Linked DNA regions of Mus musculus: regions 1 and 2 are each linked to region 3. A link is a loop called in an ENCODE intact Hi-C map of the cell type or tissue named here. Cell type or tissue: heart. All regions are shown on one strand.

Region 1 (8,000 bases), 57 kb after region 3:
CCAAGGCAGACCAGAGGAATTAATGTTCTCAGAACCACAGCTGCTGACTGCCAAGCTGCGTCCGGCCATTAGCCTGAGGTTGTGACTAATTGCTCTATAATGAAAAAAAAAAAAAGATTTGCTTAATGTTTCATGAGTCAAGAGTCAGCCCAGCAAACATCTCTGTAATGACACCATCTTGCTGCCTAAGACTTGCCCTGATGTGTTTCTTACCTTCTGATTTGTCTTAGGTTGAAATGGATCTTGCATTTTAATCTATGCTTAATGTACTATGGATTATTTATTCCTAAAACATTTTTTATTAAGCCTCTTTCAATCACTAGTACCTTATAAATTAAGAAGTATGGTGAGTTGCAAATGTTTTTATTTTATGGTAGATATTTTATTAGGGCATCTTCCTATGTCATTAAACAAAGACTTTGTGTGAAATGACTGTAAGATAGTCCATCATCTGGCTCTATAATGGACACAGCTAGACAATGTCTGCCCCTTAGCATTAGAAACAAGAAAAAAAAAAAAAAAACGAAACAACTTGACCTGGACAAAAGTCATGGCTGAGGCAAAAGTCAAGTGCTTTGAGACTCTCACATTGATAAAAGAAGGTGAGCAGAAGGCCTCTGCTTTGAGGCCCTCACATTGATACAAGAAGGTGAGCAGAAGGCCTCTGCCCACTGGGACACCACAGTGGATAAGAATCATACAAGACCCACACACATCAGACAGGGCCTATAGCAACCACTGACTGGAAAACAGTGTCCCTGCTGCTGCTGCAGGGAATCCCCAGGCAGATGTGCCACCAGGACTGTGCAGTAGGCACCTGATGCAGAGCCATAGACAGAGGCAGGAGTCTGCTTTCCAAATATCAGCACTGGGCAAATCAGGGTGAAAGAGGACAGAACAGAGAGCACGTGGACCTGCCTTCGGGGGTTTCTGTTCTGCTTGGGAGGAAAAAAATGAAAACATGAATGCTACATGATCCGTATGTAACTGCATTCTCAGGCTGAGTGGTGCTGTCCGGGAAGCATGGGCTGAAGTTCACACCTCTGTCTGCCCAACTCTCTCCAGGTCATTTTATAGCCTCTCCCAAGGCTGCTGCCTTCTGTAGAAGCTACCCTCCCATCCAGTGCCCATACCATCCAAACCATCAACCATACACCTCCAACCCAAGAAGCCCCAGCCCTCTAAACTCCACTAACTTCAGGAGAATGCACCCTTCAGTGACAGTTTGGCCAACATGTCTCACGGGAACTCCGGGAGGCATCATTTCATTTCCCCTCTGACCAAATTATTCCAGATCAGGTGTCACACGCTGGATGTATCAACACCTGAATGTGAATACATGCACTTGCCCTTACCCCTTTCCCTAGAGTTCTAAGAGAGTGGGCTCTGTCTTCACAGCCCACCTTCATCCCCTTGAATCTCTGCCTCCTCATACAGACCCAGGGTCCCCCTAATTCTTCCTTGCCATCCCCAGCCAATTCTCTTAGCCCACCTTCATTCCTTTGTGGTATCCCACCAGCCTACAGAACCAGTCTACCAGGGACCCCAGAGCCCCTGCACTCCATCAGTGCCTCACCCAGCCCTCCTCAGAGAAGCTTCTTGCAATAGATGGGAATTAACACAGAGACCCACGATGGACAATGTGCAGAGTGAGAGGCCTTGGAGCACTAAGCCCTAAGTGGAATGTCTTCATCAAACCTCTCCCCTCAAGGCCCGAGATCTATGGGGAAGAGGAGGCAGAAAGATTGTAAGAACCAGAGGCAGTGGAAGACTCTGAGGAAACAGTGTATGGACTTGCAAAGAGTGTGACAGCTTGCACAAGACCTGAGCAAATTTAAGCCATACAAAATCCTGGAACGAGAAGCATGGCTGGACACAAAATCCCTATCAGAAAGTTATTTGCAATTAATATCTGCTAGGAGAAGGGAAATCACTTTTCTCCAAGGGAGTGACACTGGGTATATCAACCACACTCCAAGGGAGACCTTATCCTCAGGAGTTGCTGACCAACACAAAACAGACTCCATAGTGTGTGTGTGTCTGTGTGTATGTGTGCATGTATTGTGCTGTATTGTGGTGTTGTTTTATGGGTTTTTTTTTTTGTCTTTGGGGAATTTTGTTTTGTTGATATTTGGTTTTTTTCTGTTTTAGAGATAAAAAGTGGGAAAGAGAACATGAAGTGTTGGTTAGGGAGGTGGGGAGGATCTGGGAGAAGTTGGGGGAGTGGAAAGAATATGATGAAACAATAGTAAATAAAATTTAAAAATAATAAGAAATGTAGCGAAAAGAAATATGGTCAAAGTGAATAAGTTAGAGAGACAAGAGAGTGAGCTCTGGCACTGGGACCATTCGTCGTGTGCTTCAAGTGAAGTTACTTAGCTTTCTAGTGTGTCTGTTTCTCCACCTATAAAATGGGACAACACTCACCTCCTGGGTTAAAAAAAATTAAACGGGTTCAAATAAGCAGGACTTAGATCAGTTCTCACTGCACAGCAGGTACCGAAAATATAAAATATTACTGAAGCTCTTAAGACTTGTCTGGATGTCACTTTCATGGAGTATACAAGACTCACCCTTCTGGGAATGGAGATTACTGTCACCCAGGCTTATTTTATCTCCTGGTGATAAGAATTCATCAACACACCACCAGGCCTTGCCTTCCTCTTTCCGCCATCTTGGCGCCTGTGGAAGCCTGCTGGGAACAGTACTTCTAGAAGCAAGTATGTCTGGAAGGCTGTGGTGCAAGGCCATTTTTGCTGGCTACAAGCAAGGTATCGGGAACCAAAGAGAGCACATGGCTCTTCTTAAAATTGAAGGCGTTGATGCCCGAGATGAAACAGAGTTCTACTTAGGCAAGAGATGTGCTTATGTGTATAAAGCAAAAAGCAATACAGTGACTCCTGGAGGCAAACCAAACAAAACCAGAGCAATCTGGGGAAAAAGTAACTCGGGTCCACGCAAACAGTGGTATGGTTCATGCCAAATTCTGAAGCAACCTTCCTGCAAAGGCCACTGGACACAGAATCCGTGTGATGCTGTTTCCATCCCAGATTTAAACTAATGGAGAGTAAATAAATAAAAGTAGATCTGTGCTCTTGTTTTTTTTTAAAAAAAAATCATTAACACATCAATGTGATGGGCTTCCCAGAACCCCTGTTGTTTTTTGGAGGTAACGCTAGTGTGGTCCGCATTGGGAACAGTGGAAACGTTGAAGACTCCACGGCTATTGAAGCTGCATGGCCAGGATGATTTCAGATCGACAGTGATAATAAAATATCCCCAAACTCAAAGCTCCAGACAGAAAAGACTCTCACAATTGTGTTCTTCCCTGACTGGTAAAGTCTCGGTGCCATTGCACTCAGACAAGGACCCAGGAAGACAAAATATATGCCGTCTGGAGTACGACCAATCAATCACGTGGGCAAAGGGAAGAAGAGTGTGGCAAAGATGTCTGCTCAAAACAGACACACTTCTGTTTACAGTTCCCCAGCCAAAGCAAATCAGACAAGAAAAAAAAATGTAAGTGCTCCTAAGACTAGAGCACTGATGCCCAGCCTGATGCTAACAGCAGCCTAACTCATCATCGGAGGAATAAGCTGGCTTCTGACACACTCTGGCACTTTGCAGCAATGAGAGCTGAAGCAGCAAGCGGGGTGTAACTTCAAACTACAGAAAAGAGGCCCTGATCTACGTGTTCAACCCTACCTCCACTGCGTGCAAGGGAGGCAGCAGGCAAGACATTTAGTTAGCAAGCTTGGACTCCAAGGCTCAGCACCCAGGGTACAGCAGATATGTGGCCTGAAAAGACTACAGACTTCTTGTGCCACGCTGGCCCCATGGCCTAAAGAAGACCCATCCAGATCTTTACCTTTTATCATCATTATTACCATCATCATCATCTTACATTTACTTATTTATTTGGGGCAGGAAATGCATGTGCCAGTGCACAGGTGTGGAGGTCAGAGGACAATGTGGATCCTAGAGATAGGACTCAAGCCATTGGACTTGGCAGCAAGTCTGTTTACCCACTGAGCCATCTCAGCAACTCAAGATCTTGATCTTTATTTACACACTATCCATAGCTCTCTCAACAGGCAAGGCCGGCTGCACCTTAGAGAGCCAAGAGGTTCTAGAACACTGCTCCTTCAGCTGGCAAGGTAACCAAGACGCCCTCAGCCTTTCCTCCTCTCTCATAAGCCTTCCCCAAGGGCTGCAACGTGACTGTCCCAACTCATCTGCCCAAGGGAACCCAGGCCAGTCTGTCCATCCATCTGCCTGTTTTGAAACAGGGTCTATGCAGCTCTGGCTCTCCTGGAGCTCACCATGCAGACCTGGAACACCCTGATTCAGCTGTTTGTGCCTCCCAAGTGCTGGGATTAAAAGCATGTGCCACCATGTTGACCCATGAGGGTTCCTGCAAGCCACATCAGTCATGCAGGATTCCCCCAAACAGAGAAGTGTGTGTTCATCAAAGGGATAAAATTCTGGAAAAATGAAATTTATTCAGTTAGCTGAGCCAGCAGTGGGAGGTAAATCCATCAAAGGGGTTACCACAATAGTATACCTTATGAAATAACTCTTACAAAGAGATGACATGGTTTCTCCCCAAAGTCACAGGTGCCCCTGAGCCGTGGGGTCCTTTGGGAGCCTATGAGTAGACAGTGATGGTGACCCTCTTCTTGAAGGCACTGTAACATGGGAAGACTGGTGATTCTCTGACCCTCCATGCATGCCTATCTGAACAGGACATTCCTACTGGGCCAGAACCACCAGAGGGCAGCAAGATCTTCACCCTGGAGAAAGGGGTGGGGCCTGTGGGATAAAGGTTCTCTCATGAAACTGGCCACCCCTTGTGGCAGGGGTTAGAGAGACATGTGGCCATACGCAGTCATAGAAAAGGGCTGGTGCCTTGCTGCCATCTTGAAAACAGTCTGTCAGTCAGTGTTCCTCACAGTGCTCTGTGGTCCCTTTAGCTGTTCTTACCAGGTGACTTTTCTTCTCCTGGATGTGCCTTTAAGCCAGCTGTGCTGAGAAGACTCGGGGTAGCCACGGTGCAGCACTGTCCCAGAAGCACATGGCAAGGCAAGCCCAGAGACCTCAGCTTTCTCCTCCAAGGTGTGGTGCTTCATATCCTTTGGTCTCTCTCTGGCTGGAGACCATGCTATAGCTGTTCTCTTCAACTGACAGGGCTATCAAGCTGACAGGTGAGATAAGATTCCCAGAATCGCAAAGAGCTTGATGAACTAAGGAAGGCTCCTTCTCTTCCCCGAGACTGGGAGAGGGGCCTCCCTCCACCTGCTACAACCTGGTGGGGAGGATTTTTCCAGCAATGCACTTAACTTAAAGCTGAACCAATCCAAGTGCTGGGCATAAGCAGGTCTTCTCTGCTTTGCTGGAGCCATGGCTACATAAGTCATCTTTCTTTTTTCCCTGTCTACGAATGAATCACAGCCGAGCCCAGTGACCGGGAAACTGTTTGTTTCTCCCTTCCTCTCCCTCTTCCCATTTTCCTCCCTCCCATTCTCTCCATCTCCCACATCTGCATTTTCAGTCAGCTCTCAGAAGATCCTATTCTTGGAAGGCACTAGTTTGGGGTCTGGTTAGAGATTCCTGGCTGTATGATTATCATATGCCCTGAAGGTAAGATCTTCATCAGTCTAGATCATACCTCAAGATCAAGTATAAATTACAGTCCACCCACAGAGCCGTCCCAGAAAAGGACAACCCAGAGATCATGCTGACATTGTCAATTAGGTAAGATTCCCAGCATTCCTTTAGCCAAGGAGCTTGATGAACTAAGGCTCCTTCTGGCTAAGGTCTCTCTGGAGCATGACCAGAGCTGCCCCAAAGGCTGCATCTACATCCTGCCCAAAGCACACTGGGAAAGGAAACGCCCTCTGGACCTCCTGCTTCAGCACCTCGTTCCTGGACAGTGCACTCCCACTCCCCACCACCCGGGCCACACCCCACTCTTTGAGCTGTTGGAAAGGAAGCATGGAGTGCAGGTTCTGAACGATGCCTCTGCAGAGGGCCCGGGTCACATGGCCCAGGGAGAGGTCAGAGGAGGAGATTCTAGTCACAGAGGCCAGCTGGTCTGGCAGGTGCCTCTCCCCCAGCACTGTTGGGGTGATGGTGAGATGGGTGTCTTTCTGCTGTGCAGCCGCCTGGATCATGCGTGAATACACAGTGGATTCTTCAACCTCCAGACCTGTCAGAAACGGGAGATCTGTGTGAGAACATGCAGCCCCTGGTGGCAGGCAGAGACTGTTTTAGAATCCCCAGGGCAAAGGGACAGCTCCATCTACTGCTGCTGTGGCTTTATACTGTGGCTGGAAGCATCATGGATCGGAGATTCACAGTCTGGCTGGCTAGACTCTGCTCTAGATCACAGTCATTTGTCTCTCTGTGGCCACAGCTAGACTTCTGGGAGATCATTCATCCATATCGTTGTGAGTTCTAACCCTAAGCTGAGCATCATAGTTATAGCACAGACGAGGGATCCTAGAGGGCAAATGCAAACATCCATTAACAACAAGCATCATCGGAACTGCTATTTGAGTCATCAATGGAATCTCTACAATCCATAGACCCCACACTAAGCCATCCTTACCATACAAATGTAGCCTAAGCCCTTCTCGTTGTATGCATGAAATACCTGGGGCCCAGGAAGAAGTAGTATGTTTGCTATCTTCAGCTGATAGATGTCAAACCAGTCTCAGTAAGATTTTAATCCCCATTCTAGTTATCTCTGCATTCTAAAAAATAAAATTACCTGGGTGCAGTGTAATTCCAGCACTCAGAAAGCTGAGGCAGAAGGATCACAAGTTAGAAGCTGACCTGGTCTATACAGTGAGACCTTCATCTCAAAAAGAAATTAAAGGTAAGATAATAACAAAAGGGTTTGTTTTGCTTTGCTTCAGTATACTTTCTAATTAGATTCACTTCGGGAGCTGGGAAATGGCTTGGTGTTAAAGCACACCTAACATGGTTAGAGCCCTGGGTTCAATATCAAACATCATAAAAAGAAAGTATGAGCCAGGCAGTGGTGGCACACGCCTTTAATCCCAGCACTTGGGAGGCAGAGACAGGCAGATTTCTGAGTTCGAGGCCAGCCTGGTCTACAGAGTGAGTTCCAGGACAGCCATGGCTATACAGAGAAACCCTGTCTCGGAAAGAAAGAGAGAGAGAGAGAGAGAGAGAGAGAGAGAGAGAGAGAGAGAGAGAGAGAGAGAGAGAGAGAGAGAGAGAGAGAGAGAATATGATTCTAATCTCTAACTTTCAATTAGCTGAGGGAGAGCAAATCCAACTTTGACGAAGGAAAAATGTTATCCATACTAGGGGTCCTTTACTAAGTGTAGGTCATCAAAGTAGCCTGAGATGCTCTGAAGGAACTGTGGGACCCAGTCCTAGGCCCGCTGATGGAACCAGTCTAGGCTACAGATTCTGAGATGCGGCCAGGTTGGAGAACCACCAGCCTAAGGCTGTAGATGCTCCCAATGTTTGACTATAAAATATGAGTGAAGCTCCTGATTCAGAGAATCTGGAGCAGACCCTGATATTCTGTATGTATGAAAACCTCCCAACAGGAGAGCGTTGCTGTCCCAACTAGAGCATTGCAGATTCGAAGCCATCAGAATCACCTGAAGGGCATCTGTACAATGCCATGCTTAGCCCCACCCTGCCCCCAGGCTAGGTCATCATTTCTGAGCATGGAGAGATCAATACCGAGTCTTGGAGGGGCCTTGTATGTATGTATAAACATGTGTGTTGTACGTACTTATTCAAATGTGTACATACATGTGAGCAGGGTGCACATGTTCGTATGTGCACGTAGAGACCAAAAGTTGACATCAGGTGTCTTCCTTGATCACCCTGCACATTATTTTTTGAGATATGGTCTCTGACTAAAACTGGAGCTTACCCATCTTTTGCTAGGCTGACTGGTCAATGAGCTCTGTGCATAGCCCCATGTGCCCCAGCTTTCCCAGGTCCAGCTTTTC
Region 2 (8,000 bases), 270 kb after region 3:
GATTAGAGAAGTGGGCAGGGAGCTGAGCCACTCAGTGGGGAGGTGGGAACAGAGATCCAGACCTCTCAGTGGGTGAGGGCAGGCGTGGGTTCTAGAAACAGGCAGATTGTAAAAGCATGACAGCCCTATAGGATCAGGCAAACTGATGCTTGAACATCCACAGTTAACCACTGTCTGGCTGCTTCCACCTCCATGTGGGTCGTGAAAGCAAACATCTGCAGGCCTCTGCCATACACAAGTGTCCTAAGTGGGGTGTGTTGGTGATCTCACAGGAAATAAAAAAAGAAAAAAAGGACTGGTTACCATTCCCACATAGGCAGCTACAGAAGCAGGCACAAGAAGGATCCAGCAAGAACAGGGTATAGGATTGTCCCAGCAGGGCAGAGCTGCAATGCTAACTAGCAGGTGCATGCTCACTTGATCCTCATGGCTCCCACATTGGGAGGAATGGTGCTATTAGTGTCTTTAGTGACAGTTCTCAGACATGCTGAACTTAAGAGACCCATCTGAGGGCACACTCTGGCTGGAAGGCAGAGTGGGATTTGAACCCAGGCTGCATCTTTGAGAGCCTTACAAAGGGATTGTGATCTCGGAACCCAGGGATCATCTCTGGAATCCCCAAGTTCCATCCCACCATGAAGAAACAAACAAACAAACAAACAAACAACAACAAAATATCCCAGTGATTTAGGCCGTAGTACAGCTCAGTGTTAGGATACACCACTGAGCATTGTGAGGCCCATCCTCAGCAGAAAAGATGATTAAAAGATAAACTTGGTGTGGTGACACACACCTGTACTCTGCACTGAGTAGGCGAGAAGCAGGAGGATTAGGAGTTAAAGGCCAACCTAGGCTACGGTGGAGACCCTGACCCAAAGCAACAAAAAGGAATGAAGAAAGGATGGAAAAAAGGAAGGAAGGAAAGAAGGAAGGAAGGAAGGAAAAAGGGGAAAAAGGAAGGAAGGAGGAAGGAATCATGGAACATCCAAGTGATGCTGTCTGCCCACATCTCTTCATTCTTAGCACCTCCTCCTCCATGGCAGGTTCAGACCAGGAGGACCAGCAAAGGACCCTCAGGAGATCTGAACTAGGGGACAGTTGGCCTGTGCCGGGGAGAGGCAGAATGGGGCTGGCAGCCTGTATTGTGACCACCACCTGTCCTCTCCTTGCTGGCACCGCCCCATCCCATCCATACCTTCTCAGCAAGGCTTCGGAAGTCCTGGCCCGACTCTCGCACCACATAGCCAAGGCTGAAGACTGGGCACAGCGGGTGTAGAATCTTGTGGTAGAGGCATTTCTTCATGTAGGTACCATTCACCTCCTCCACCAGGTTGCGCCTGTGTGGCGGGCATGGGTAGCAGCCATGTGCCAGTTAGCTGAGAGGGGGCTCACTTCACTTGGCACTAAGATCCCTCAAGAACTCTTTAGAGTATCTCTCCTCCAGAGAAGTCTGCTCTCCAGGAGGCAGGCCAGCAAGCTGCCTCCAGGATGCAAGCAGTGAAGCAGCCAAGCAGCCGGGAGGGAGGGAGGGAGACAGCGCGCTGAGAGCGGCTGCAGCTGTGTCAAGCCACCTGCATCTCTGCCCTCCTTTCCCACAAACCTGTTGACCTTGAAGCGTGGAAAGCTGATGCTGTTTTTGATGAAGAGGGTGAAGTTCTCAGCCTCATGAAGAAGAGCAGGGCTGGGGGAGACAGCACTCAATCAATGCCCTTCCCCAAGAGTGTTTGTATGCCCTGAACAGCTATGCAGGGAGAGGGAGCAGGGAGCAGGGAGCGCAGGGTTCCTCCTGCAGAGGACATGTGGTGGGGCTGGAGTGGCCATGCTACAGATGGGACAGGGGCTTACAGGCTCCTAGACCAGGAAGACTCTTGGGCCACATGGATAGGCTGAGGGGTGGGATCAGAAGCATAAGGAACTCATTCTTGCCAGGTCTGTGGGCCTGAGCCCTGTCTCTAGCTCCCTTGAAGGAGAAGACATCAGTTACCTTGGGATCTTGTCATCCACCTCTACAGGACACCAGCCAAAGATCTCACACGTCTTCACAGTGCCATTGAAGGGCACACAGTTGCCTGTGCGAATACCTGTAGGGAGCCAGGAACCCCTGAGTTCCCACCCCGTTCTGGGCTTCCATCTCAGGGTAGGTGACAGGCAGGATGAGAGTGGCATAGACTCTCTCAGTGGAGAGCAGCTGGGTGGGGGGTGGGGTACAGAGAGAGAGGCAGACACAAGCAAGGTGGCTGTGGAGGTGACAGGAAGGGGCTGCTCTTACCTTGGGCTTTCCTTTCTGCTTTTCCTGGAGTGCAGCCACTGTCATCTTGGCATATGCCACCTTCTGGGTTCTGGGGGATGGGAGAGCTGCTGGCCCCAGACCCTGTGGTGTGGTCCTAAGGAGGACCCTCTCCTACCCCCAGGACCACAGTGTAGACATGGAGCAAAATCTCATATCCCATAGGAGACCCCTGCTCACAGCCTCCTTCTCCCACATTTGTCCTACATCTCTGCCCAGCTCACAAGTCCCAGTGTCCACTGGCAGGGAAGTGGAGGTTGGGATAGAGAAGCCCAGTGCCCCGCAACAGCACCATCAGTGTCTGAGGGTTATTTTATATGACTCTCTGTCAAACATTACATCATAACCACAATCAGAAAACTCATCCCACATTACCACCAAGGACCAAAGGGATTCCATTAAGTTATCTCCCCTGTGGGTCCAGAAGGGTGGGGTCCTCACCTCTGCACAATGTCCTTGAGCCTGCTGAGGGGTCATGATGAAATTGGTCATAACTACAAAGGAGCTGTCCCCCTGGAAGTGAAGGGCAGAGGGGTGATAGAGAGAATTGGTAAGACACTACCCCCGAAGGGCGCTGGAGCCCACCTAACACCCAGCAGACACCGCATCCCATGGTATCATGGTGGAGTCGCACAGTAAGGCAGACTGAGGCCCAGAGAGCAGGAAGCTGGACTGGTCCCTCAAAGAGCCTTAAGCCAGGGCTTATGGGAGGAAGGATGGTGCCGCTTACATGTGCTGGGAAGACATAGTCAGCCACGTCCCAGACCTGGGGTCCCAGGCCCTGGAGCTGGGTCACAGCCAAGCCCTTGAGTTTCACTGACACACTGCTGATAAGGCCACTTGAGGTCTGGTATCCTTTTTCATAGACAAACACCCACCTGTTGAGTGGGAACACCAGGGGAAACAAGGGAGTTAGGGTCTGTGCACTGTTAGACAAAACATCCAACGACGCAAGTGGCTGGGAAGGTTTCTGTCTTTTCTTGCATCCTCTTGTCCACCTCAGATACTTTCTGAATTTCTTTGGTTCGCAAGTAGTTTCCCAGGCTGGAGCCAAGACAGCCTTGCCTGCTGCCCCCTGCTGGCCCGTGCCTAAGTTCCCACTACTCCATCTCCACCAAGGAGGAGACCAAACCATGCAGCTACTGACTGACTGTCCCTCCTAATCCTTCTCCAAGAGTTGTTTGCCAGGGCTAGCTGGCCAGCTCTTGATCCCAGTCCTCCTTCTCAACACTCTTTCTTTCCACACAACCTCCAAGCAAAGTATGAGGACTGCCCGGGCTTTGCCTCCTGGCGCTGCTCCTCAGTGCAGTGAAGTTTGGAGTAGCTTCTACATCTTCCTCATTTATAAAACTGGAATAACACTAGTACTAGTCTGTTACGTGAATTAATGCAGAGAAGTTGCTTAGGATGCTAGCTGGCACTAGCAAAGGCTGTGGGTTGTCATTACTATTTAGAAAGGGAAGGAGAGAACAGTGTGTGTGTGTGTGTGTGTGTGTGTGTGTGTGTGTGGTAAAGCCAGGGAGTGGGGCTAGAGACCATAACCCCCACCTTGCAGAATCAAGCCCCGTTCCCCAAATTGTTGTATGAGTGTTTCACATTTACTCAAGGAGGTTCAGTGGGACTGACCTTGCGCTCAGGGATGGCACATAGCCAAGGCTTGCCAATCAATGTCCCACCCTCTGGCGGAAATAATGAGTCTGCCATTAGAGGAGTGTCAGTAGCAAAGCCAGATCTCTCTCTCTCTCTCTCTCTCTCTCTCTCTCTCTCTCTCTCTCTCTCTCTCTCTCTCTCTCTCTCCCTGAAATTTACTAGGAAAAATTTACAATGATTTACTTCCTCTGTATGGATGGCTAATCAGGGTACCTGGGAGACCCACACTACCCGCAGCCATTTTCTCCACCTCCAAACACGAACCTGAGGATGGAACCAGAAGACGGAGAGGACCAGACTCCTAACCATGTTGCTGGAGCCCTTGGGGGAAAACCCAGTTTCTGGACTATCCTACAACATGAGCCAATGAAGTCTCTTCCATTGTCTGAACTAGCTTCGGTTTCCTTTCTGTTGATTACACTGGGAATTTTGTATCTCACTTCTATCTGAGGATGACCTCTTCCTTTAGAAGAGACTGTGTAGCTTTAGGGTGTGTTGCCTGCTGGAACCTGTACCCATAGCCCTCTGCAGGAAGAGACTGTAGCAGTGTAGATTGTATACTCTGCTCCCTCCACACATTACCTTATCTAGACAAAGAGCTCAGAGCCATCGACTCTGGGAACAGGATTCTCCAAGCCCTAGTCCCAGAATCACTGTCACGTCTCTGTCCTGGGCTCCAGGGAAGCAGTTGGACCTCTCTCTGTCTTGCTACTTTAATCCTCTCCTGTCTAGAGGCCTAAGTGTGGTCACTGCTGCCCTCTGCAGGCCCTAAATAGCAACAGGTGAATCCCAACAAAGGTTTAGGTACTGATGAGTCTGCCTGCCAGGCTGCCCTGCTGGGAGCAACCTCTCAGGAAGAAAGGTTCCTCTCTCCCAAGGTCCCTTTCTGCAGTCAGGCCTCTGCTCTGCACCCCAGCTTAAAGAGGCTGCTGTGGAGGAAGGGGTTGCTACACATTCTAAAGCCCTCCTAGAGAAGCCACTAATTTCCCCTTCATATCTCCATCCTCAGAAGCCCAGTTTCTCTCTTTGCCCAGTACCAACACATTAAACAATGGGTGGAGAATCTGAAGTTTGAGGATGCCCCATTCCCGAAAGTCCAAGGTCAGACAGGAGCAGACACAGGCTGGAGGCCCTCAGCCAGGGCTGCATAGCACTGGTGTGCGTGTGTCTTCCAGGGGGCTCCTTCCTTTCTTACCCCAGCTATGGGTTAGGACCAATTACATAGTTTCTGGGCTGTGTCTGCCTGCTGGTCTCAGGGGTCAAAAGGAAATGTCAAATCTGGCATTTGTGACCTCAGTTCTGATAATAATAGCTTTGGCATGCCAGCAACAGGCCTGTCATTCCAAAGCTATGTCTTTTAAAAAGAGTTTATATTTAACTCCTGTGTGTGTGTGTGTGTGTGTGTGTGTGTGTGTGTGTGTACACTTAACTGTAGATAAACCATGAAGACTAAGACAAGGCATTGACCCCTGTGAAGTCAGAATTACAGGTGAGTGTAAGCTGCCGCTGGGAACTAAACTCAGATCCTCTGCAGGAGCAGTACACACTCTTAACAACTGAGCCATCTCCTCCAAAGCCATGCCTTGGCCTGGCCTTATGGCTACCACTCTGAAAAGGCCATCAAAGAGGTCTGAGGTCAAAGAAAGACACTGCTGTCTTCAGAAGCCCCCCCCCCCTCCAGCAATGACCCTTGCCAATCTCTCCAGCTCTCCTGGGGATCCCTTCTCAAAAGGTCCTTGGGAAGAAGACACACAGTGAAGTGGCCCATGTATTAGACACGCCAGATGTACGACTTCAGGCTAGAGGCTAAACCTCTCTGAGCCCCCAACCTTCTCAGTAAAATAGAGGCTGCCCTGCCTCGAAGGAAATCCCACTTGGCAAATCCTTAACAAGACTGTATGCTCACGCCGGGCCCACAAAGATGAAAACATCTTGGTAATTGCCTGGGGAGGGTTCTATGAGTTCTCTTCAAGTAAATTAGCAAAGTAGCTGGTGTGCCATAGACACATGAAAATGAAACTCTCTCATCAGATTCTCCCTGTTCCCGGGGCCTCCATTCTCAGCCCAGGGCAGAGCTCTGAGTGAACAGCTGAGGGTACACTTGCCTCAAGAACTACCCCCACTTCTGTGCTCTTTCTGCCCTGCAACTCAGCCCCACACATCTAGCTAGTCATTCAACAAACATGTAGGTACCAAGCCCATCTTCTGGGCCAAGCACTGTTCTTGACACTAAAACCACAGAAGTGAGCAAAACCCAAGAACCTGCCCTCAAGAAGTCTATACAGACGCCTGTGTCCATCTCTGGGTGCTTTGTGCTGGTGTCCTCAGCTTGACTGCATCTGGAATCACCAAGCAGACTCACCTCAGGGCCTGCACACAGAGGATTAACCGAGAGGGCAAGTTAACTCAGAGTGAGCAATACCTTCCAACAGGCCCAGAGGTAAAGAAGTCAGAGAAAAAGCAGTGTGGCCTGTCTGCCTTCACTTCCTCCTAGAGTGTGTGCTATTGCTGCAACTGACATCCTCTGCTGACATCGGGCCCTACCTTCTTTGGTCTTCCAATGTGAGCCGAGAATTAGTGACTCTTTAGGAATCTTCCAGGCCTCCGGTACCATATTGGGACTCCTGAGATATCCAGCTTCATGGACTGATCTGCTACCAGGCTTTCTGCCCCCTCCAGCATGCAGAGAGCTGTAGTTAAACTACCTGGCCCCTATCTATTGTGTAAGTCCATCTAGTGACTCCTCTTCTATGCCACACATACATTCTGTCAGTGTTGTTCCTATAGAGGACCTTTCCCAGTGCAGATCTGAATACTGAGGAATGGGGCCATTGCTTAGATACGGCTGACCATGTACAGCTTAGGCCTTTGAAACTGGTCTGTGGAAGGAGCTGTGGGCTACAGAAGCCCTTGGATGCTGTAATCAGAGCTTAATAGGCCATTCTGGTGAGAATATAGAGGATAAGAATGCTAAGAGAAATACAGCCCGTGGGGACCAAGATCATGAGGTCTCACAGGGAAATACAAGCTCATTTGGGAACTAGGCCATCTGGGTCATTTCTGTTATACGCTGGCAAAGAACCTAACTTCATTCTGTCTCTGTCCTGAGAACTTGGAGGAGGCTTAATGTAAAAGCAATAAGCTAATTTTTTTTTTTGAAGAGGAAGTTGACTTTGTTGTTTGGACCATTTGAAACAAAGTTTCAAACATCCCTGCTTGGCCTTAAACTCTCTGTGTAGCTGAAGATGACCTTGAACTCCTGCCTCTACCTGCACACAGGGATGCAAATCCACCTACGTTTATGTGTCCTGGGGATGGACTCCAGGGCTTCGTGGTGCATGCTATGCAGATACTATCTCAGCTGAGCTACATCCCCAGTGAGGAAGGTTTAACTTAGCTGGGGATGCCCACCCTGAATGTGAGCAGCACCATGCTGTGAGCCGAATACGAAGGGGAAAGCAAGCCGGCATTCTCATTGCTTCCTGACTGAGGGCCGGGGAGACTGGCCATCCCAGTTCCTGCCACCACAGTCAGAGCTACCGCCACCATGCCTTCACCATCATGATAGACTGGATCCTCAAACCATGAGTCAAACCCCTTCTGCCTTCGGCTGCTCCTGTCAGGTGCTTTGTCTCAGCTACCAAAGAGGCAATCAATATACCTGGGACCCACATCCACCTTCCACACCAGACATCTCATAGGCATCTCTGATGCAATGGGACTGTTTGGAAAACAGCTCTCTGGAGTTCCTCAAATTTTTAAATATGGGATTTCACTTGACCTGTATACCTTACAGAAAAAAATAAATCCACTAAAGTACTAGTCTACAAATACTCAGGGCAGCATTGCTTATGGGAGTCAAAAAGTATAAACAGCCTAAAACGTCCAACCACAGATACTCTAATAAATAAGATGTGGCGAATCAACACAGGGAATATTATTTAGCCATAAAAAGCATTGGGTTATTGGTTTATGTCACAACCAACACAGCAGGAAAAAGAAGCCAGATACAAAAAGGCACATGGCATGTGGTTCTATTTATAGGAAATACCCAGAATAGGCA
Region 3 (8,000 bases):
ATTCACTGTTAGCCAGAAACAAAAGAGCTAGCCTGTATCTGGACCCTGCCCTCTATGCCAGACACCATCACTAAGACAAATCACCAATACGGGACTTAGGGGACTAGCACCGCTGTTTCCACGGTCCTCAAGCTCTAGCCTGGGGTCCAGCCCTCACTCTGTTCCTGCCAGCCTGCCTGGGAGACCCACATCAATGTTGGTGTTGTAGACGATGATTTCCAGCACAGAGTTATCCGTCGTTGTGTCTACATTGGTGAGGTCATAGAGTGAGGATGACACAGGCCCATACGCCCAGTCCGTGAACTTCCTGGACAAGCTCCGGAGAGGCTTCTCCTTGATCTCGCGGCTGAGGATGTACTTCAGGATCTGGGGATAAGAAGAGAGGTAACAGGGCTTGGAGACAACAGGCCTGGACCCCACCAGAAGCAGGTCAACCCAGAATATGTTCCCACCCCAAAGGGTTATGGGTGCCACCTCTGCCTGCAGCCGTGACCCTGGGTTCCAGCTATATCTGTAAAAATGGGGGTGAAGTTCACAGTTCTTGCCTTCTCACAGATATGAGAGCCCTTTAGCATGCTGCAGAGAGCCAAACCATCAGCTAGTGGGCCCCAAAACCAGCTGAGATCCAGTTCAGTAATGGATCCAAGAATTGACCATTTTTAGAAGTGATTTCCATGAGGCCTGGACTTGAAGCTCTCTGTTTCTCTGCTCCTCCATTCCACCCTCAGTCTAGACTTTACAGCCAGGCTGGTCACTCTGGCTGAACAAGCTGTGACATCAGGCACCAGCCTTTGCAAAGAGAACCATGAAGCCCACTCTTGTAAGTCAGTGGACCTCAAACTCTGCTGTATGTTAGGGTCCCTGGGGAAGGTTTCAAAATACACAACCAACTACTAAATCTCCAGATGCAGGGAAAAACGTGGGAAGTGTTTCATGAAGCTCTCTGTAAGAGTCCCCTGTACAGGAGAGCCACTGCCCTCTATCTTTCCACTTCCTGAAAGCTAACTCATCAATCACCCGAGACTGGGATACAGCATCCAGGAGCATGGACCCAAAACCCAACAGGAGAGATCTGTTGGGAGGACAGCATCAGTGTGTGACTCTCACACAGCCCCACTGTGTCTCCCACCACAGTCCAGGCTTACAGATCCTGCATCCCAGTGAGTAAGAGCCCCAAGGGCAGACCTGTTGCTTGGTCATGGCTGAGTTCTCTACTCCCAGTATGGCAGCCACCTTGGGTGACATCCAGGAAAGTTTTCTACAAGACACTGAATAAAGGAGAGGACTCAGGAACCTCCCTGGGTGGGTACCTTCCTTAGACCAACCTTGACGAGAGTACTTTTCCCTAGGGCATAAGGGGTCCCAGGGCCATGCCTCCTGTAAAGCGAATCTTGCCTGGGCTGGGATGGCAAGGAGGAGAGAATGACATGCAGGAAAAGGCTCATGGAAGAAACTAGACCCACAAATACCCTCTGACTTTTCTCAGAACCCCTACAAGCTATGACCCTGGGTGGCAGGAGAGGGGGGTCAGACATACAATTCTCCCTTTGTTAAAGCTGTTCTTCATCCCTCTCCACCCCCACCCTCTACAAGGGAATAAAAAGGTCCCTTGTGGGCTCCAGGCCTGGCCTGACCTCAGGGCAGCTGACTAGGAGAGGTACAAGGATACACAGCTGGAATTGCTCAATAGATGCTAACTATCCAGTGTTCTTCCACAGTCTCCCAGAAGCCACACTCCCCTCCCAAGATCCATTTCCTGAGAAGAAATCTTATATCAGCCAGACCACAGCTCCAGCCACAGAGAAACACATCAGCCTGTCCCAGCCTAGGTCTTCCCAAGGTGCTCAGATCAGCCTGGAGTTCTTTGACCACATCACACAGGCAAAGGGGCCCATATAGCCACACTGTGCTGGAGAAGAAGCCTGACCAACAGACTAAGATCCTCCTATTTGCCAGGGAGAAGCCCATTGGCTGTGGACCCAGAGTAGCCATTCTGGAACCACTGCCCCCTCCCCAGCCCTCCCCCCAAGAAGCAAGCCTGAAGGACAAACACACAGCCTGTGGTTGAGTGTCACCACTCAGGAATGCTCAACCACAAAGCACCTGAGATATTGCATCACCTTGGCCTCAGGGATTTCCCAGTCTGGCCCCACCTAGGAAGTCCCAGGAAGAGAGCATGAACTCAGGGGTGCAGGATTGATGTCTTGGGGTGGCCCACGTGCTGGATTTCACTGAGCCACCACTGCACTTCCAGACCTAAGCTGCAGCCTTCCCAGAGTTGAGGCTGGAGCCCTGTGGGCTCCTCAGAAGTGCACCACGTTTCCCCAGCCCCCACATCTGCTGCGGGGCCCCACCTCAGCCTTGCCCATCTTGGCAGCCAGCTGCAGTGGTGTGAGCCCATCGTTGTTGCGCATGGTCTCCAGCTCCCAGTTGCCACTCCTCAGCAGGATCATGTCATACATGCGCTTAACGAAGTCATTCTGAGTCTTGAAGTCCTCAGCCACTGTCACCAGCGCGTGCAGGATGTTGTTTCCCCGGGAATCCTGGGAAGTGATGTCTGTCTGCTCATTCTCCATCAGCAGCTGCACAATCTCAGGCTGGTTAGTACACGCTGCCAAAGCCAGGGGTGTCTCGCCTGGGGGGAGGGGAGTGACTGAGCTCAGTCCTCTCATAGGCCAAAAGCAATATCCTCCAGGCCGCAGTCCCAGAGGCCCAGATGCTGGCCATCACAGCGGCACTGACCCCTGAGGCTCCCTGACCACCTCCCCTTTGCTCAGTGAAGACTGAAGTGGGTTTACACCATAGCCACCTGTGCTCCCTGCTCCCCACTGACTTTCCAACACTCTGCTCAGCAGAGGAGCAGAACATCTCCTCTAGGTCCCCCACTTACCCAGCACCCTGCACAAAGCCCTCTCTCTCATCCTCTCACCCATGCTCACACCTCTCCTGTCACAATGGCCTCCTTACTCCAACAAGAGACATTCTCTAAGCTCTGGGCCTTTGCATACACTGCTATGCTTCCTGCAGCTGCTCCGCGCTGACCATTCCCAGTCTTCGCTCAGATCCCACCTTCTTGGTGACTCACTCTCAATGCCCTATTTAGATTTATAAACCCTTCCACCCACCCAGACAAAACTCTGGGTTCTTCTCCCTCTTTTTACTCCCACCTGTGCCCTCTCTTTATTCCACCCAGCAAATGTTTCCCAACTCTGGCTTTAATTAGGTCCTAGGCTGGGCAATGAGGACACATGACTGACCGAGCAAGAAGCTGTCCTCAAAGATTCCCAGACTCATCTGGTCCTGCTGACTAAAAACCCAAAGGTGGGGAAGATGGCTCAGTGGGTAAGACTGCTTGCTGTGCAAGCATGAGGAGCTGGGTTCAAATCCCCAGCACCCATGTAGAGAGCTGGGCATGGTTGGCACAGGTGCAGAGACAAAGTCTCTGGGGCTTACTGGCCACCCACCTAGTTCCACCACATTTTGACTCAAGGGAAAAGGATGAAAAGTAATGCAGGGAACACCAGTGTCCCCTCTGTCCTCTGTGCCCACATTCACATACACCTCACGTATAAACCGTACATACACAAGAGAGACAGAGAGACACAGAGCAGTGACAGTCAGGCCCAGTGGGGCTTCCAACCACCCATCCTGACTGGGATGGTGGTGGCATAAAAGTAACAAAACTGTACACTAAAATGGGTGGATTTCACTATACCTAAAGTACACATTTTTTTTTAACCCAAAGAATTTGTAAAGGCAATGTAAACATTGTCAGAAGAGGGGGAAAGATGTTTGTGCCAATTCTAACCTCCCACCAAAACATACACACATACATGTACATGAACACATACACACATACATGCACACGCGCACACACACACACACACACACAGAGAGAGAGAGAGAGAGAGAGAGAGAGAGAGAGAGAAATGAAACAGTAAATAAACCAGGTTTGAAGGAAGGACATTACAGAGTCTGTCCTTTTGTTTGACCACAAAGTTCTGGAGGTTCTGGAACCTCAGGCTTACACAGAAGCTCCCCCTGTAAGGACATCTTTCTAACACACACAACAAAACTGGGTTTGGATTGCTGCGCTGTCAGGGATTCTCCCCCTTCACTCTGCCAGTCTGTCCAGATGTCACACACACACACACACACACACACACACACACACACACACACACACGTCTTTATTCTCTCTGCAGGTGTGAGCCCTACTGCTACCAGGTAGTACTGTCAGGCAGGCTCCTCCACCTGACTCAGCACCAACCCAGTCGTAATGCACATGCGCGCACGGAGGAGACTCTGTGTTGTAGCACCCCTGTGTGGTAGGGCTGGTCGCAGCAGAGCACAGGACAGAAAGCCCCTCCTCCTCCTCTCTCCCCCATCTTCCGCTCCTGCGGCATCACCTACCAAAATAGAAGCCTTCATGCTGGTATTTGGGGTTGAAGAAGACCCCCTTGGCGTGAGCATTGACGTCAGCACCCGCTGCTATAAGCACTGCTGTGATGTCTCCCTGGCGCCGCTCGATGGCGATGTTCAGCGCTGTCTGCCCTGTAAATAGCCGGCATGGGTGCTCAAGGACCTAGGACAACCTAAAGCTGATCTTGGAGTCCCCTTGACTCCAGGTGGCAGTAGCTGACTGAAAATACTAAGGGTGTAGATACCATGTATGGGGATACCCTGTTGATACCAGTTGAATTCTGGGAAAGCAGGAATGAGCTGCACCCCGCAACAGAGAAAACCAGAGCAGGGGTACCCATGACCTGCTGCAAAAGCAACAGCAAGGGCTTGGTAAAGAGGCTAGGGAAGGCTGAAAAGGAGGATGTGTGGCCAGGACAGAAAAGCCTTACTACAGGGACAAATAAGGTTAGTACATTAACTCTATCAAAAATGTGTTCAACCTCTCCATGGGGGAAATCGACCATGAGCAACAAACTCCAAACTTGCCCTCAAAAGGATTTCACTAGGCAGGTCTATTGGCCCAGTTATTCAGCAGACAGGGGCAGGAAGATCAAGACTATCTGGGCTGTGAAGTGAGTTCAAGGCCAACCTGAATAACTTAGTGAGACTGTAGCTCAAATGTTTTTAAGAAGAGGTGGGGATATAGCTCCATGGTCCAAGCACTTCCCAGGACCGCCACCCCAAAATTGAAGGGATCTTGTGCCATAGGATCCTGAACTATAAACAAAAAGAAAGAAAAGCACAGAAGGGGTGGGGGGAGGCAGGACAAGTAAGCCTCAGACACTTGTCTGAACCTCCGCAGGACTGGTGTCTGCTCTCAAGTGACAGACTGAGAACAGGATGTGGCTCACTTTCACTCTTTTCGTTCAGCCATCAATCACAGCAATTCCTCCCCGGGGTTCCCGCCCCTCCTCCATAGTGCCATGACTTTCCCTTGTGAAAGTATGTAGAGTTCAAATAATAAATCAAGATTGCTTTACCCATGAGGAGGGTTAAAGACCCCTATCTGAGCCCCTCCCCCACCCAGAAAAGTTGAGGTGTTTACACCTCCTGGCATGTCAGCAAGACAGCTGATCATGAGCTAATCACTCCTAGTAACTGTGACAAGCTGTGTACTGACTCCAGAGACTCAGGGCATAGCCCGTTAACAGTTCATAGTGTGTTTCCTGGTCAGGGAAACAAGGTATTAAATTATATTCCCTGGCTCCACAAAACCAGACTGAAATGGGACCGCTTCTATCATTCATGACTGCAGGGCTGACTGCTGGCTTTGCTGGCCCCCTACCCAGCTCTCCAGCCTCATCTCCAGGCTTCTGCTTCCTTCTTTGTTCGCTTCTTTGCTTTGTGGTTCTTGAGAATCTAACAGTGTCTTGCACATGCTAGGGAAGCTCTCCTCAATTGAATAACACCCCCAGGCCGTGCCATCTTCCTAGTGTCAAATCCAACAAGCCCTGGCCCATCTTGGGGCTCTGACCCTGACCCTGCTCTGAATCCTTCCCATCAGGTAAGCTTTGGTCAAGCCCACCACTGTACAGTTGCTCACCCCAGTCACTTTCTGTCACATTACATCATCTTTACTTCTGTTCCTGGCACATTCCATATAAAGTCGTCTTTTTACAAGCATCAAGGTTTCCTGACTTGTTCACCCACGCTCAGCATTATTTACAGGGAAAAGAAAGGCTAAGATGGGTGCCTGCTACATATTTGACTTCTCCATAGCCAAAGTGCCTCTGTGAGGCAAGATGGGCTGTATCTGTAGCCACACCCACCTTGGGAAATCCCAACCTCTTCCCCTTGCCCTTAGGTTGCCTCTGCCTTCAGGTACCTTCATAGGCCTCTTCCGTGTACTCAGCGTTGATGAACCTGTCCAGGATGTCGTTCTCCTCAGCGAAGGCAAGCAGAATCCGCACGATCTCTTTGGTGTTGGGATTGATGTTGAGCAAAGCCTTCATCAGGCAGGTCTTCCCGGTGTCTGAGGCTGTCAGCTTGTGCATGAGGAAGTCTACAGACAGTCAAGGATAAAGGCGGGGGAGGAAGGACAGACGGAAGTCTGCAGACAGTCAAGGATAAAGGCGGGGCAGGAAGGACGGACGGAACAGTGGAAGCTGCAGCCTCACACCTTGGAAGCATGCCCGCTACCCTGCACTGGGGGCTCCCAACCCTGTGCTACCAGATCCTCTTTTTTTCCTCTCCCCAGTCCTCCTCCAGCTCCCTTCCTGGCTTGCTATTCAAGGCTCGCTACCATCTGGCAGAAAGACAATGTCACCTGAAGCCGAGCTGCCCATGTTGGTGCCCCATCATATCCCTCCTCGTGGTCTAAAAGTGCATCTCGGCACCTCCCCGTCAACCTTCTTCTCCCCTTGATCCCCCAACAGCTATGGACTCCCAAAGCCTTTAATTCCCGTCAATGCCCGAGGAACACCCCCCTCCCCCAGTCCCCAGGCCTGCTTCAGAGTCCCAACACTTTAGAACAACAACCCTCTCCAGATTTACTCCACACAGTAGCCAGACCACGCCCTCTTACTGCCTAAACCCATCCATGACTCCCCGTGGTCCTCTAAGTCAAGCACAAGATTGCTATCCCAATATCCAAGGTGCCTCATGCTCCAGCCCCACAAGAGATGGAGCAGGGTTCAAGCCAACCCAACCATGGTCCCTGGGGCCTGCACTTTATGCCAGGGTCGGGCACTGACCAGGCACATCCAGGCCGCGGCGCCTCCTGCAGAGGTCCTGCAGATCCTGTAGGAGTTCCCGCAGCTCCTCCACGCAGCCCTCGGACACAGCCGCGAAGATGCGCTTCTTCAGTCGCTTCTTCTTCTGCCTCTGTTCTTCCTTGGCCAGGTTTGCGCTAAGACCAGAAGGCATTGTGAATTCATCCTGCATTCGCCTCCCACTCCTACTCTCTTCCTCTCCACCACCAGAGCTACTAGTTTCCGGGCCACTGCTCCAACTCCTATGCCTCCTACATCTTTGCCGATGCCCATGTTTGTGTTCTGTGTTTGGTCAAGCTCCTCTTCCAATCCATATGTAATCACTTTGATCAGAATACACCTGCATACACATGGGGATGATCAAAAAGGATTTGTCTAGCCGGGCGTGGTGGCGCACGCCTTTAATCCCAGCACTTGGGAGGCAGAGGCAGGAGGATTTCTGAATTTGAGGCCAGCCTGGTCTACAAAGTGAGTTCCAGGACAGCCAGGGCTATATAGAGAAACCCTGTCTTGAAAAACAAAACAAAAAAAAAACAAAACAAAACAAAAAAAGGATGTATGTCTATTGTAGCCATTACTTTGAAATATGGAACTAAGGGAAGAGAATGTTCCCTTTCATCTCCATATCTGAACATTTCCATCTATGCCTCCTGCCCCCACACTCCATTATTACTATAATGCAGATGTGTCTCCTTTCACTTGTATGTGTTCTTGCAAAAATGTTCTGTGTAAATAAATTTTTTTTTGTAAATGGATTTTAAATGTACACAATTGTGTAGTTTATGCTGAAGTCCTTATTCTTTGTGTATTGTTTGAATGTTTTAT

What was found. Peaks named below come from ENCODE experiments on the same cell type or tissue, not always from the same donor. Only the 100,000 strongest peaks of a DNase experiment are listed, where the experiment ranks them.
Region 1: a loop joins it to region 3, with 2.6 times the contacts of the local background. A loop is called at or near these places in 4 of 42 quality-filtered maps.
Region 2: a loop joins it to region 3, with 5 times the contacts of the local background. A loop is called at or near these places in 2 of 42 quality-filtered maps.

The regions. Positions count from the first base shown.
Region 1 is chr11:73,220,989-73,228,988 of GRCm38, reverse strand. Shpk (sedoheptulokinase) reads right to left here. Exons shown (of 7, transcript NM_029031.3): 7 at 4,483-6,208. The coding sequence ends at 5,796. It also overlaps the pseudogene Gm16021. Among named protein-coding and RNA genes, the nearest start is that of Trpv1, 9.2 kb to the left of the region's middle. In heart, a CTCF peak has its summit at 4,804 (motif pointing right); a DNase peak (open chromatin) is centred at 4,752.
Region 2 is chr11:73,003,267-73,011,266 of GRCm38, reverse strand. It overlaps P2rx1 (purinergic receptor P2X, ligand-gated ion channel, 1), which reads right to left. Exons shown (of 12, transcript NM_008771.3): 2 at 3,018-3,165; 3 at 2,729-2,800; 4 at 2,270-2,339; 5 at 1,985-2,081; 6 at 1,601-1,681; 7 at 1,196-1,337. Among named protein-coding and RNA genes, the nearest start is that of P2rx1, 8.1 kb to the right of the region's middle. In heart, CTCF peaks have their summits at 3,366 (motif pointing left) and 4,704 (motif pointing left); DNase peaks (open chromatin) are centred at 3,380 and 4,706; H3K27me3 peaks cover 2,872 bases.
Region 3 is chr11:73,278,228-73,286,227 of GRCm38, reverse strand. Trpv3 (transient receptor potential cation channel, subfamily V, member 3) reads right to left here. Exons shown (of 18, transcript NM_145099.3): 5 at 7,158-7,312; 6 at 6,290-6,466; 7 at 4,414-4,554; 8 at 2,355-2,635; 9 at 190-366. Among named protein-coding and RNA genes, the nearest start is that of Trpv3, 15 kb to the right of the region's middle. In heart, a CTCF peak has its summit at 4,533; DNase peaks (open chromatin) are centred at 1,637, 2,577 and 4,437; H3K4me3 peaks cover 854 bases; H3K27ac peaks cover 384 bases.